2 separate regions of the Homo sapiens genome follow, and region 2 is linked to region 1. Evidence: read pairs that join two places in POLR2A ChIA-PET (ENCODE). Cell type or tissue: Panc1. All regions are shown on one strand. Links, peaks and the distances in the headings refer to the core of each region. The heading gives the core; the rest is flanking DNA.

Region 1 (6,213 bases), core at 539-5,538:
ATCAACAGTCGGTGAATTTGTCTCCCTGTTGTTTTACTTTTTATATTATTTGTGTTTGGGAGGAATTTGATTTGTATTTTATGATCATTTTTCCCTAGTGGGTAGTGGGGTAGCACGAGAAATGAGTGGGTCTAGACTATGATAGAGTTGGTGCAATGCAGCAGGCCAATCGGAAGAAAAAAATTTAAGCATATTTTGTGGATTAGCATGTCAGTTGCAAAAATAGGAGTATATCTAAAGCTGATTTCAGATAGTCTCTTTTTAGCGAAACTATGTCAGACTGTGCCCGGACTTTTGCTTTGGAAAATATGGTAATTTCAGGTTTGTGGCTAATTTGAAAATTAGTAATCAATACTAAGGGTTTTAAATATGTAGCATTTATGTGTTTATTATGTATTTCTATATTCATAAACATTGAGGATTCTTTTATTGTCTCATGTAACAAGAAGACAAGCAGCTCAGGGATGGCGGCTCCCGTGTGCTTCTCCATGATCTCTCAGCTTCCTTTGTGTGGATGGCCACAGCATGGCTGCGTGCCTAAAGCACGCGGAGAGGGCAGCATTCTTGTCTCAGGCTCCCCACCCACCATTCTTAAGCAGCTTTGTTGAGGTATAATTGGCATACTAAGTTGTGCATTGTCTTGTACATTTTGCAAGTGTGCATCTGTATACACCGCACAACCATTACCATACTATGATAATGAGCATGTTATCACTCTCCAAAGTTTCCTGGTGCCTTTTGCGATTCCTTCTGCCCACCCTTCTCCTCCTTTTGTGAAAGCTTTGATGTTTTTAGGGAAAAAAAAAGTTACATTATTGAGGATAAAATACTAGGTAGAAAGATATTTAACTTGTAGTTTTCGCTTTTTTTTTCTTTTTGAGGAGTATTGTGGAAATAATATGATTGTAGGTATAGGTTGCTGTAATATTTATAGAAAGTTTTGAGAAACAGATTCTCTGAACAGACCATCTTGGAAGAGTTTGACAGGAAATATATTTTCGGAAAGGCTGGAATAGAGGTGGAGATGGTGCCTGCTGGCAGGAGAGGGAGAGAAAGGGAGGACAGCACCTGCCGGCCACTTGCGGGTGAGCTACAGACATGAAAGCCAAAGGCTGCGCTTTTCTTTGGTTTTTCAATAGATGGCATTTTTATCATGCTAGAAAGACTAACATGAATTCTAACATGAAATGGTAATAAAAATGTAATCCCCACTAACTGTAGTGTATACATAGCTCAAGTGCATTTTTTTGTTGTTGAATGGCATGCTGGTGATTGATTTATTTATATTTATAGATTAAAAATAATAAACTTTGCTCTCATTGTAATCACCTCTTTTTTTTTCTTTTTTTTCCCTCCCCCAGAGACTGGGTCTTGCTCTGTCACCCAGGCTGGAATGCAGCGAGTGGCACAGTCTCAGCTCACTGCTGCCTCCACCTCCTGGGCTTGTGTTCCTTCTGCCTCAGCCTCCTAAGTAGCTGGGACTGCAGGCATGTACCACCACACCCAGCTAATGTTAATTTTTTGTGGAGATGGGATCTCCCTATATTGCCCGGCTAGTCTCAAACTTCTGGGCTCAAGTGATCCTCCTGCCTTTGCTTTCCAAAGTGGTGGGATTATAGGCGTGAGCCACAGAAGCGTGCCTGGCCTGGGTAGTTCTTTTTAATTGTTGAATATACTTGCTGAGGTTAGTTTCTGCTGCAGAAAGCATTATATAATGTTGAGTTAACAGCGATCTTGTAAAGAGTTAGTAGAATGTGTAAAGTTTTACCTGGGAGGCGGAGGCAGCAGTGAGCCAAGATCTTGCTACTGCACTCTAGCCTGGGTGACAGAGCGAGACTCTTTTTTTTTTTTTTTTAAAAACAAAACAAAACAAAACAAAACAAAACAAAAAACGACTGTATAGGGTTAAAAAACGACTGTATAGGGTTTTATTTTAATGGGTTTCTTCAGCTGTCTCCTTTTAGCTTCTATGACTCTGCATTTTCTTGGCTCTTTGTTTTTCATTTCTTTACAGTTCTTCCATGTATTTTGTTTTGAAAGTAATATGCCTGAGGTGAAAATGGCGGCATTTCTGTCATGATTTAACCTTACTAGAAATGACATTCTTTGTTCTTTGTCTGTTTAGTTGAGAAGTGAACCAATTCCCTGTGCTTAAAGTACTACTCCTTGGTGTGGGGCAGGGAGGGAGGGGGGAAGATTTTTAACATAGAATACAAATTGAGTTTGTTGGAAAAGGTATCCCTATAAAATGTTGTCCAGGTAGTTAGAGCTTAATATGGGTGATAATTTCCCTAGAAGAATATTCTTTGCTGTAACACTGATGACTTGATGGACTTGTGAAAGTGAAACTTGGTGTGTTTCTTCTTTCAGCCTCCATGTAACTCACAGATAGGGCAGTGTAGAGTAGATTTCCAGTTTTAGATTAAGGATAGCTTGTATCCTATGCAAGGTTTTGGGGGTTGGTTAGGGTCTTTGAGTATTTCCTGTCTAATTCACTTACTAGTTACAAAGAGACAAGCTGTAATGTAAAAAGTCTTCCTTGAGCTAGACTAGCTTTCTGTACTCTTTGATTTAAAAATACCTGGTAGTTCTGCCAGTTGGGGATTTGTTTGGGGTGAATGAAAACCCCTCAGGCTCAGTCTGTTCATGCACTGGTGTGTATTAATTCAGTCCATTCATAGTCATGAGCTGACTGTGCCTTATTGAAGAAAGGGAGGCTTCTGGAAGAGAGAGGAAGATGGATAATCTTGGATCCTGAAGCACTGCTGCTGGCGCCTGGGAGTGGGGCAGGAAGACAGGAGGTTCTGAAGAGAGGGCTTTGTATCCAAAGTTAAGACTTAGGCCAGCCCTTGATGGGGAGAGAAGCTACTCAGGCCCAATAACCTCAAATAGTTCAGGTTAAATCGACAGTTGTCAAGTCTAATTCCTCTTTACAGCATTATTTCTGTGGGAAAATGTGTGTGGCTTATATACTTGCCTCAGCAAACAGACCGGACTCAGAATCAGCTCTTTGTTGTCATAATTTAAGTGGAATTAGTTACTCCCTAGGGTTGCATTGCCCCTTGGATGGCTTCTAGCCTTCTTTTTACTTATTAAATTATATTCCAGGTTCCTTGACTGTGAGGGACATAGTAAACTCCTAGTAGCCTTTACCTTCCCCTCCCTAAATAGCAAACTCATGTAGAAAACATTAGCTAAAATCCTTTGCAGATTTTTTTGAAATCACCTAAAATGTTGTTATTGGCACCATTTCATTTGGAGCCATTTTGTCAGAACCACTAAGTATTTAGGTGAGGCGATTGATTTCATTCCCACGTGGGAATTTGGTTGGTTGTAATATTCAGGCACTCAGAGCAATTCCTGCCTGGACGTCACGTTCAGGTAGTCTGGTGTCTGAAACTTTTGGCAGAGATTAAGCTGATAGAAGATTTGGGCTAACATTTTTTAGTGTGTGAGTTGGTGAATTTTCAAGATGATTTAGAAGACTTTAAAAAAGCATCTGTGAATACTGCATCATCTTGATGTCAAGAAGAGATTGTTATTTAATACATACATGTTTTAGTAATGAAGGAGGTACATAGAGATAATTGATTTGAACCGGTTTACTTTTTCCCCTTTTTAATGCAAAATATTTTTGGGAAACAGAACTTGACTCGTGTTACACTACTCGCTTCTTGTTTTTTGTTACAAACATGCTGAAATGGTCTAAATAATGATGCTACTAAAACAACGTATGCATTGTTTTCATGGGGTGTTGATTCCTTCTGCAGTGTTCAAAATTACTTGCATGCCTCCGAGCAACAAACACATATGTGACAGACTTTATGTGAGATGAGCATTCCAGAGAAATGAAATGCAAGTTTACTTTTCAGTAGCTATGCAACTTAAAAAAAAAACATTGTGTTTTTTGAAACATGGCTTTAGGGCACTAACACTCGGACCGAGTGCATGAGCTCTGCAAGTTATTTTAACAAAACCTAATCACAGGAACAAACATCTGGCATTTATAGAGTTTGTTTATTTATTGATTGCCGTAAGCCTCTAGAAAGAATATTCTGTTTCTTTTAATAAAATCCTTTTGGAAGTTGTCTATATTTTAATATCTAAGTGTTTTTGGAATTTAGTTTTAACAAGGTTAACTCAAATGTTAAATTTATTGTGGGCTACAGCTGAAGTAGGAGAATGTAAGAAGAAATGGCAAGTGGGAACTCTTGTAAAAAGAATGGTAACTAAGTTCTTTTTCCTGGTTATGCTCCTGCCATTTACTCTTCTGTATGGCAGGCCATCATTTACACTGCTTTGTAGAATCTGCTGTCTAGTAAGCACTAAGGAATTTGGATCCCTAAACCAGGGAGCATATAGCCTGCTAAAGCTTAATTTTTAGACAGGAGACACTAAAGATGATTGTGTTATGATACTGTTCATTTTATATACTAGTGAAATGAATACTGAAATTATTTAGTATAACCATTAATTATAGTGCTTACCATTACTGCAAAGTTTGTCATGATTTGGGTGGTAGCTTCATGTTTCAAAACAAAACCATAGGTCTATCCTTTTAAAAAACATAAACTGCTTTAGTTTGTTAATGGGAAAAGTGAGTAAATAATAACACTTATTGATGAAATGAAGCCTGTCAGATACAGGAAAAACAAAACAAAAAACCCTTGTAGATATTCCTCGTGTCAAGCCCCTATTAATTCTGTGTAATTCCAGTAGAACTAGCAAGTTATTTTGCTTAAAATGTCTTTTTTTTCCCCTGTGCAGTGAAAGTTGAATGTGAGACCACATCTTAATAGATATAGTTACACGGTTTATTTTATCATGTATCACTTTATTGCTGTCTTCTAGAACATTGTTATACTAAATGTTCCAATAATGGAAATTTTATGCAGCTACTTCAAATGAAACAAATTTGCAAAAACTCAATTTTGGAACTCATTCCTTGAGGAGAGGAAAAACTCACCATGCTGTGACCACATTAGATTTCTGATATGTTGGCAACTTATCAAACACTGTCATTTCCAGAAAACAGGTTATGGGGTCAAATTGAAATATCAGCACTTTTGGTCACTTTCAGTTGAAGATATTTTAGGTTTTAATGATTGAATGGTTAAATTAAAAAAAAATTGTTGGTAACAGGTAATGAAAGTGTGGTTTTGTATGTAAATAAAAATGGCTCTACACGACATCAGGAATGATGGGGTTCAGTTACAGTGGAATCTTTTCAAGAGCTTGATTTTAAATTCTCAGAGATACTAGTTTTACTTACTGGAGCTCCTTTGTTTTGCAGAGATCATGATGCAGCCGTCCTTTTGGATTTCTTTTTAATAATGTGTGACCCTTCACCTTTGATCCCCTGACCTGCATTACCTTGGTAACCATTTCATTTTTTAATTTAATTTCATTTTTTAATTTTGGTGTACAAGCTGTAACATTTCATCTTTCAAAGTGTAACACGCTGATTTCCTCAAATAGAGATACCCCTTTGAGTGATAAATTTGCAAAATGCTGTCTTCATTTTCTGTATTAAAATTCATTTCAGTTTTAAAATAAAGTGTAATCTGTGTTTTCATCCTTTTAAAATTTAAGTTTAATGAGTGCATTTCCCCATACAGTATATTTCCTTTTTTATTCATGTTTTGCAGAAGCTGAATTAACTTGATATTTACGTATAACTTACACACACCCAGGACACCCATACCTCTTCTCTACTCCCAAACCACCCAAACCATTGCCCCTCACCTTATCACACATACACCCTCACCATCACCACCACCACCACCACCACCACCACCACATACCCTTTCCTCTGCAGAGTAACTTATCTTTCTTTCAGAAATAGTAGCAACTTGAATTTATTAGTCTTAGCTGCCACATTATACATCTTCAGATTATATTTTGTATTCTGAAGTATTTTGGGGAGAAAAAGCTTAGACTTTTAATTTTAATTTCATTTAAGGACTAGAAAAATACAAAGTTGCCTCATTACCCAAATTCACCTTTCCCCACTCTTTTAATATTTTATTTCTTTAATTTTAGGCATAAGTTAAGAACAAGCAATTTAACATGACCAAAAAATGTACTTTTGTCTCTGCCAAAACCTGGTCAGCCAGCCCTGGTAGTCTCAATACCAGATTGATTTCTGCCATATGCAATTTCATGACTGTTTTTCAAACAATGCATTTTTATTGTATTTCTCTTTTCAGAAAA
Region 2 (6,213 bases), core at 824-5,823, 150 kb before region 1:
CTTGAACTCCTGACCTCAGGTAATCTGCCTGCCTCGGCCTCCCAAAGTGCTGGGATTACAGCTGTAAATTACGGTGCCTGGCCTTTTTTTTTTTTTTGCTGAAGCACATCAGCTATTGTTAGTGTTTAGTATATTTTATGTGTGGCCCAAGACAATCCTAACAATGTGGCCCAGGGAAGCCAAAAGACGGGACACCCCTGATTTAAAGAATGCTTACAATGTGCCAGATACTGCACTGTGCTACCTGATTAATGATCTCATTTAATCTTTTCAACAATTATCTGATGTAATTATAGACAGCCTCATTTTACAGTTGAGGAAACTGGGGTTTAGAGAAGTTGAATAACAGTGCGAAGTGGCTTATGCCTGTAATCCCAGCACTTTCGGAGGCTGAGATGGACAGATCGCTCAAGCCCAGGAGTTTGAGACAAGTCTGGGAAACATGGCAAAACCCCGTCTCTACAAAAAATACAAACTTAGCCAGGCGTGGTGGTGCTTGTGTGTAGTCTCAGCTACTTGGGAGGCTGAGATGGGAGGATCCCTTGAGCTCAGGAGGCGGAGGTTGCAGTAAGCTGAGATCGCCCCACTGCACTCCAGCCTAGGAAGCAGAGTTCAGACCGTGTCTCAAAAAAAAAAAAAAAAAAAAAAAAAAAAGAGGTTGAGTACTCGTTCCAGCTCACGGAGCTAGTAAATAGAAAGACCAGGATTCAGACTCAGGTTTGTATCTTTCAATGACTGTTTTTATGTTTCCTTGGTTTATTTATGTTTTCTCTTTGAGATTAACTTATATGATGATGTTTCAGAGGACTTTTAGCCATAGGTGTGATAACACCAGCTTGATTTTAGAATTCCCTGGGATATGCGGCGTGTAGATGTTATCTGTGACCCATGAAGGTAGAGAATGTTTTATCGGCCACTCAACAGCTCTGACTCTTAAGATAAAGTCTCTATGAGTTAGGAGGTAAGTACATTACTGCCTACATCACTGCCCCTCTGGGAAAAATGTCGGTTAAGGGGCCACAGCACTGGTCCCCTTCCCAGTTGTAATAATGCTTGCATGTCCCTTAACCAGCAGAGGGCAGACTTGTGGTCCCAATGAACAGAAGCGTACAAAGAGACTGCACTTGAAGGTTTAGAATAGGAAGGGGGATGTTTCAGGAAAATGGCGCCCCCATCACCTGCTTGTGCAGAAGCAGGGCTGTTTTGTGGACAATGTGTTTGATTCTCTGGTTCTTTTCTCTTTTTCTTTTCATTTTTTTTTTTTTTTTTTTTTGAGACAGAATTTTGCTTTTGTTGCCCAAGCTAGAGTGCAATGGCGCAATCTTGGCTCACTGCAACCTCCGCCTCCCGGGTTCAAGCAATTCTCCAGCCTCAGCCTCCCTAGTCGCTGGGATTACAGGCGTGCACCACCGCGTCTGGCTAATTTTTTTTTGAGACAGAGTCTCACACTGTCATCCGGGCTGGAGTGCAATGGCGTGATCTTGGCTCGCTGCAACCTCTGCCTCCCGGGTTCAAGCGATTCTTCTGCCTCAGCCTCTCGAGTAGCTGGGATCACAGGTGCCCGCCACCACGCCTGGCTAATTTTATGTATTTTCAGTAGAGACGGGGTTTCACTATGTTGGCCAGGCTGGTCTTGAACTCCTGACCTTGTGATCCACCTGCTTCAGCCTCCCAAAGTACTGGGATTACAGGCGTGAGCCACCGTGCCCGGCCCTGGCTATGTTTTTTGTATTTTTTTTTTTAAAGTAGAAACAGGGTTTCACCATGTTAGCCAGGCTGGTCTTGAACTCCTGACCTCAGGTGATCTGTCCGCCTCAGCCTCCCAAAGTGCTGGGATTACAGGCATGAGCCACCACGCCTGGCCTCTCTGGTTCTTTTCAAAAGTGCACGACCTCCTTCCAGAAGGCTCACAATAAGTGGGCATACCACCTTAGTTCTGTTTTCCCAGTCCTGGTTTATCTTTTTGTATTTTTTTATTTTGAGACAGTGTCTCTGTCACTCTGTCAGGCTGGAGTGCAATGGTGTGATCTTGGCTCACTGTAGCCTCCACCTCCTGGGCTCAAGCAATCCTCCCATCTCAGCCTCCTGAGTAGCTGGGACTACAGGCACATGCCTCCACGCCTGGCTAATTTTTGCATTTTGTGTGGAGACAAGGTCTTGCTATGTTGGCCAGGCTGGTCTCAAACTCCTAGGCTCAAGCCATCCGCCTGCCTTGGCCACCCAAATTGCTGGGATTACAGGCATGGGCCACCACGCCCGGGCCTAGTCTTGGTTTTTCATTGTGAAGATGATCCTGGGCCTGAAAGTATTCCAGGAGCAAAGCCTGTTTCTGCCATGCGGGACACCATCAAGGAGAGGGTTTTCCTCTGCACCCTCCTTTTTGGTAGGTTCTCAGGGGTTCAGTGCCATGACTGCGAAGTCAGACCATGTGTTCAGGCCCCAGCATGCTACAGGAGGCCCCAGCACGCTACTGGAAGCAGGATGCTGGATCTAGAAGGTGATGGATGTATTAACATGAGGAAAGTCACTCACGTTTTTACCTCATGTAAAAGGAAATTACCAAGAGAATCTGCAGCCAAAATCCTGTCCAGACTGAAACTCTGATGAACTTACCCAAATCTTCCCTTTCCCAGGCTTTCCTGCATGACAGTTCCAGGAAGATTCAACAAAAGCCACGGCTTCTCTGAGTTTGTTGTTTCCTGGAGAAACAAGCTTTCACCTGCCACCTGGCCCTCTGTAGCTGCTTATAAATACAGATGTGGGTGGCAGAGTCATGCCAATCATGATAAGCTGTTCATACAGAGGCTTTTCACTCACTGTCCGTGTTACCAACAGTATCTTAGTAGAGTCAAGAGTTTTGTTTTTAAATTTTTTAATTTTTAAATAAAGATGAGGTCTCACTAGGTTGCTGCAGCTGGTCTTGAACTCCTGGCCTTAAGTGATCCTCTCCCACCTCGGGCCTCCCATGTTACTGGGATTACAGGTGTGAGCCACCACACCCAGCCTCAAGCATTTTCTTTCTTTTTTAAAATTTATTTTTATTATTTATTTATTTATTTTTTGAGACGGAGTCTCGCTCTGTGGCCCAGGCTGGAGTGCAGTGGCACGATCTTGGCTCACTGCAACCTCTGCCTCCTGGGTTCAAGCAATTCTCCTGCCTCAGTCTCCTGTGTAGCTGGGATTACAGGCACACACCACAACACCCAGATAATTTTTGTATTTTTAATAGAGATGGGGTTTTGTCATGTTGGCCAGGCTGGTTTCGAACTCCTGACCTCAGGTGATCCACCTGCCTTGGCCTCCCGAAGTGCTGGGATTACAGGCTTGAGCCACAGTGCCCGGCCTCTTTTTTTTTTTTAATTATAGAGACGGGTTCTCACCATGTTGTCCAGGCTGACCTCGAACTTCTGAGCTCAAGTAATCCACCTGCCTCAGCCTCTATAAATGCTGGGACTTATAGGCATGAGCCATTGTGCCTGGCCTCCTTCAAGCATTTTCAAAATTTCTTCTGAATAGGAGTGGTGGAGGGCTGTGTTGGAGCATTTCTCTTCTACCTCGTCTGTCCTCCTCACTCTCAGGTATGTCTGATTATATTGAAAGTTTAAGGTTGTTGCTAAGCCTAGTATGGTGGTCATTGGGGAGAATCCCAAGAACGTCACAGGTGCTGTTTCTTCAATGAAGGCAGAGGGGAGTTCTCACTCCAAGCAATGAGCTTACTCTAGAAACAGCCTATCTGTTGGATTCCTGCATTTCATATGAGGTTTGAGTAACTAGTTCCTTGCAAACAATATGAAAAGACAAAAGTTTCAAGGTTTAGAATCACCATGGCAACGCCCCAGATTCCCTGCCGTGCCCAGGTCTTGGAGTGGTAGGAACTGCTCATGCAATTTTTCCGAAATTGGCCAAAGCTTCAAGACCTACGGGGTTTCCCATTTGGTGCTCAGAATGTGAATTTTTTTTTTTTTTTTTTTTTTTTTGAGACAGAATCTTGCTCTGTCGCCCAGGCTGGAGTGCAGTGGCACGATCTTGGCTCACTGCAACCTCCGCCTCCTGGGTTCAAGCAATTCTCCTGCCTCAGCCTCCTGAGTAGCTGGGATTACAGGCGTGTGCCACCACGCCCGGCTAATTTTTTTTGTATTTTTAGTAGAGACAGGGTTTCACCGTGTTAGCCAGGAAGGTCTCCTGACCTCGTGATCTGCCACCTCAGCCTCCCAAAATGGAATGTGAATTTTTATAGTTGCCACGGCAAAGTCTCCTGTTATATGGGTATAGTGGGTTGAATCGTGGCTCCCAAAAGTGATGTCCAAGTCCTAACCCCCAGAACATGAGAAAGGGACCGTATTTCGAGAATGGGTCTTTGCAGATGTAATGAAGGATCTTGATATCATTCTGGATTGAGGATGGACTCTAGCTCCACTGACAGGTGTCCTTATGAGAAAAAGGTAGAGGCAGATTTGAGACACAGACACAGGGGAGACGGCCATGAGAAGACAGAGGCAGAGATTGGAGTGAAGCAACCACAGGCCAACAAGTCACCGATACCAGAAGAAGCAAGGAAGGAGTCTGTCCTACAGTCTTCAAAGGGAGCGTGGATCTACTGACACCCAGATTTTGGACTTCTGACCTCCAGAGCGGTAAGAAAATAAATTTCTATTGTTTTAGGCTACCAAGTTTATTACAGCAGGCTCAGGAAACTAATACTCTAGGTGACGTCTGCTCCTCCACCCCATGCCTCTGCATGCTTGGGTTACAACAGAGAGTGCTTTCCCCTTGGTTGAACAACACTTTTTTTCTTGAGAAAAGAAAACATAAGGGTAAAGCAGTTTTTGGAAGGGTTACTCAGCCAGCTAGATCGTCAGAATCAACTCTGGTAGGAGTGGGCCACAAACATCCATCCTAGGGCATCCGGAGAGAGTCATTCTCCCTAACAATAGCTCTGGGCATGGCTCTGTATTCGTCTGTTCTTGCATTGCTATAAAGAACTACCTGAGACTGGGTCATTTATAAAGAAAAGAGGTTAAATTGGCTCACGGTTCCACAGGCTGTACAGGAAGCATGGTTGGGAGGCCTCAGGAAACTTACAATCATGGCGGAAGGTGGAGGGCAAGCAGACACGTCCCACGTGACTGGAGCAGGAGGAAAAGAGAGCGAAGGGGGAGGTGCTGCACACTTTCAAACAACCAGATCTCACGAGAACTCACTCACTATCACGAGAACAGCAAGGGGGAAGTTTGCCCCCATGATCCAATCACCTCCCGCCAGGCCCATCTTCCAACATTGGGGATTATAATTTGACATGAGATTCGGGCAGGGCCACAAATCCAAACCGTATCAGGCTCCACATTTTGTTTCTTTGTTTTTTTTTTTCCCTGTCCTTCCCTCTACCTGAAGCTCATTTGAAAGCAAGTTTCCATTGCTGCTATTCCTTCCTTACTTTGGTCAGAATCCTCTTTTTGTGGTATCATAAATGGTTTCCATGGAAACAAAAGGTTAGGATAGAACAGTGCCAATGTGCATGTAAACTTCAGAATTAAACAAGGGCTGTTGTTTTTGCCTGTCATGGAGTTCCGTTCATTCTGAACATGTCACCGGGGACTTTGGAATGTGTATCCATAACTCCCTGATTTTCAACCACATTCCAGCCTGCCTGACTCATGAAGCGTGGAGCGACCCAGGAACATCCCAGCTCCTCATGTCCCACATTCTTCAGGCTTTCTCTTAGTTTTGGCATGTGCATGTAAATGTCAACAGGTGAGGTGAGATTTGCTGTAAAGAAGCAGATGGTCCCACAGGGTAGGCTGTGGGAGAGATGGAAGTTCTAGCAGGAGATATCACAGCCAAAGACTAGCAATCTAGGCTTATCATTTGTTTAGTGCGTCAGAACCAGTGAGTCGAGGAGGAAAGGAGACCCAAGGCTATGTGGTTGCCCTCACGACTGGGAGTTTACATTTGCTTCCTGCCAGAACCAAGGACATAGCGACCGATGTGCACAGACTTCTCCAAGGTTGTTTAGTCATTGGCAAAAACAGGCCTTCACCCATCCTTGAACTGGGTCCAAGTAACTGAGATGTGCCTGTAGTGGAGGAGCGCAGGTGGAGGTTCTGAGTCCCTGAAGCTCTGCATCTTTACTTTACAAGAGATGCTGCCTGGGAGTTCTTACTTCAGAGTAAGAGGGGTGGCCATGTTATCACCCAGACTAGAACACTTTCCAGA

Evidence for each region. ChIA-PET counts read pairs that join two places held together with the same protein. Peaks named below come from ENCODE experiments on the same cell type or tissue, not always from the same donor. Only the 100,000 strongest peaks of a DNase experiment are listed, where the experiment ranks them.
Region 2: POLR2A ChIA-PET joins it to region 1 with 5 read pairs; 3 of 35 experiments call an interaction of 5 or more read pairs at or near these places.

The regions. Positions count from the first base shown.
Region 1 is chr1:6,866,464-6,872,676 of GRCh38, forward strand. The region is part of intron 3 of CAMTA1 (calmodulin binding transcription activator 1); the gene reads left to right. Among named protein-coding and RNA genes, the nearest start is that of CAMTA1, 84 kb to the left of the region's middle. RefSeq lists an enhancer at 882-1,614. In Panc1, for the core only: a CTCF peak has its summit at 1,675; no DNase peak of the experiment used is centred there; H3K27ac peaks cover 677 bases.
Region 2 is chr1:6,719,100-6,725,312 of GRCh38, forward strand. LINC01672 (long intergenic non-protein coding RNA 1672) reads left to right here and starts at 5,646. Exons shown (of 2, transcript NR_104620.1): 1 at 5,646-5,751. In Panc1, for the core only: CTCF peaks have their summits at 1,077 (motif pointing right) and 1,312; a DNase peak (open chromatin) is centred at 1,082.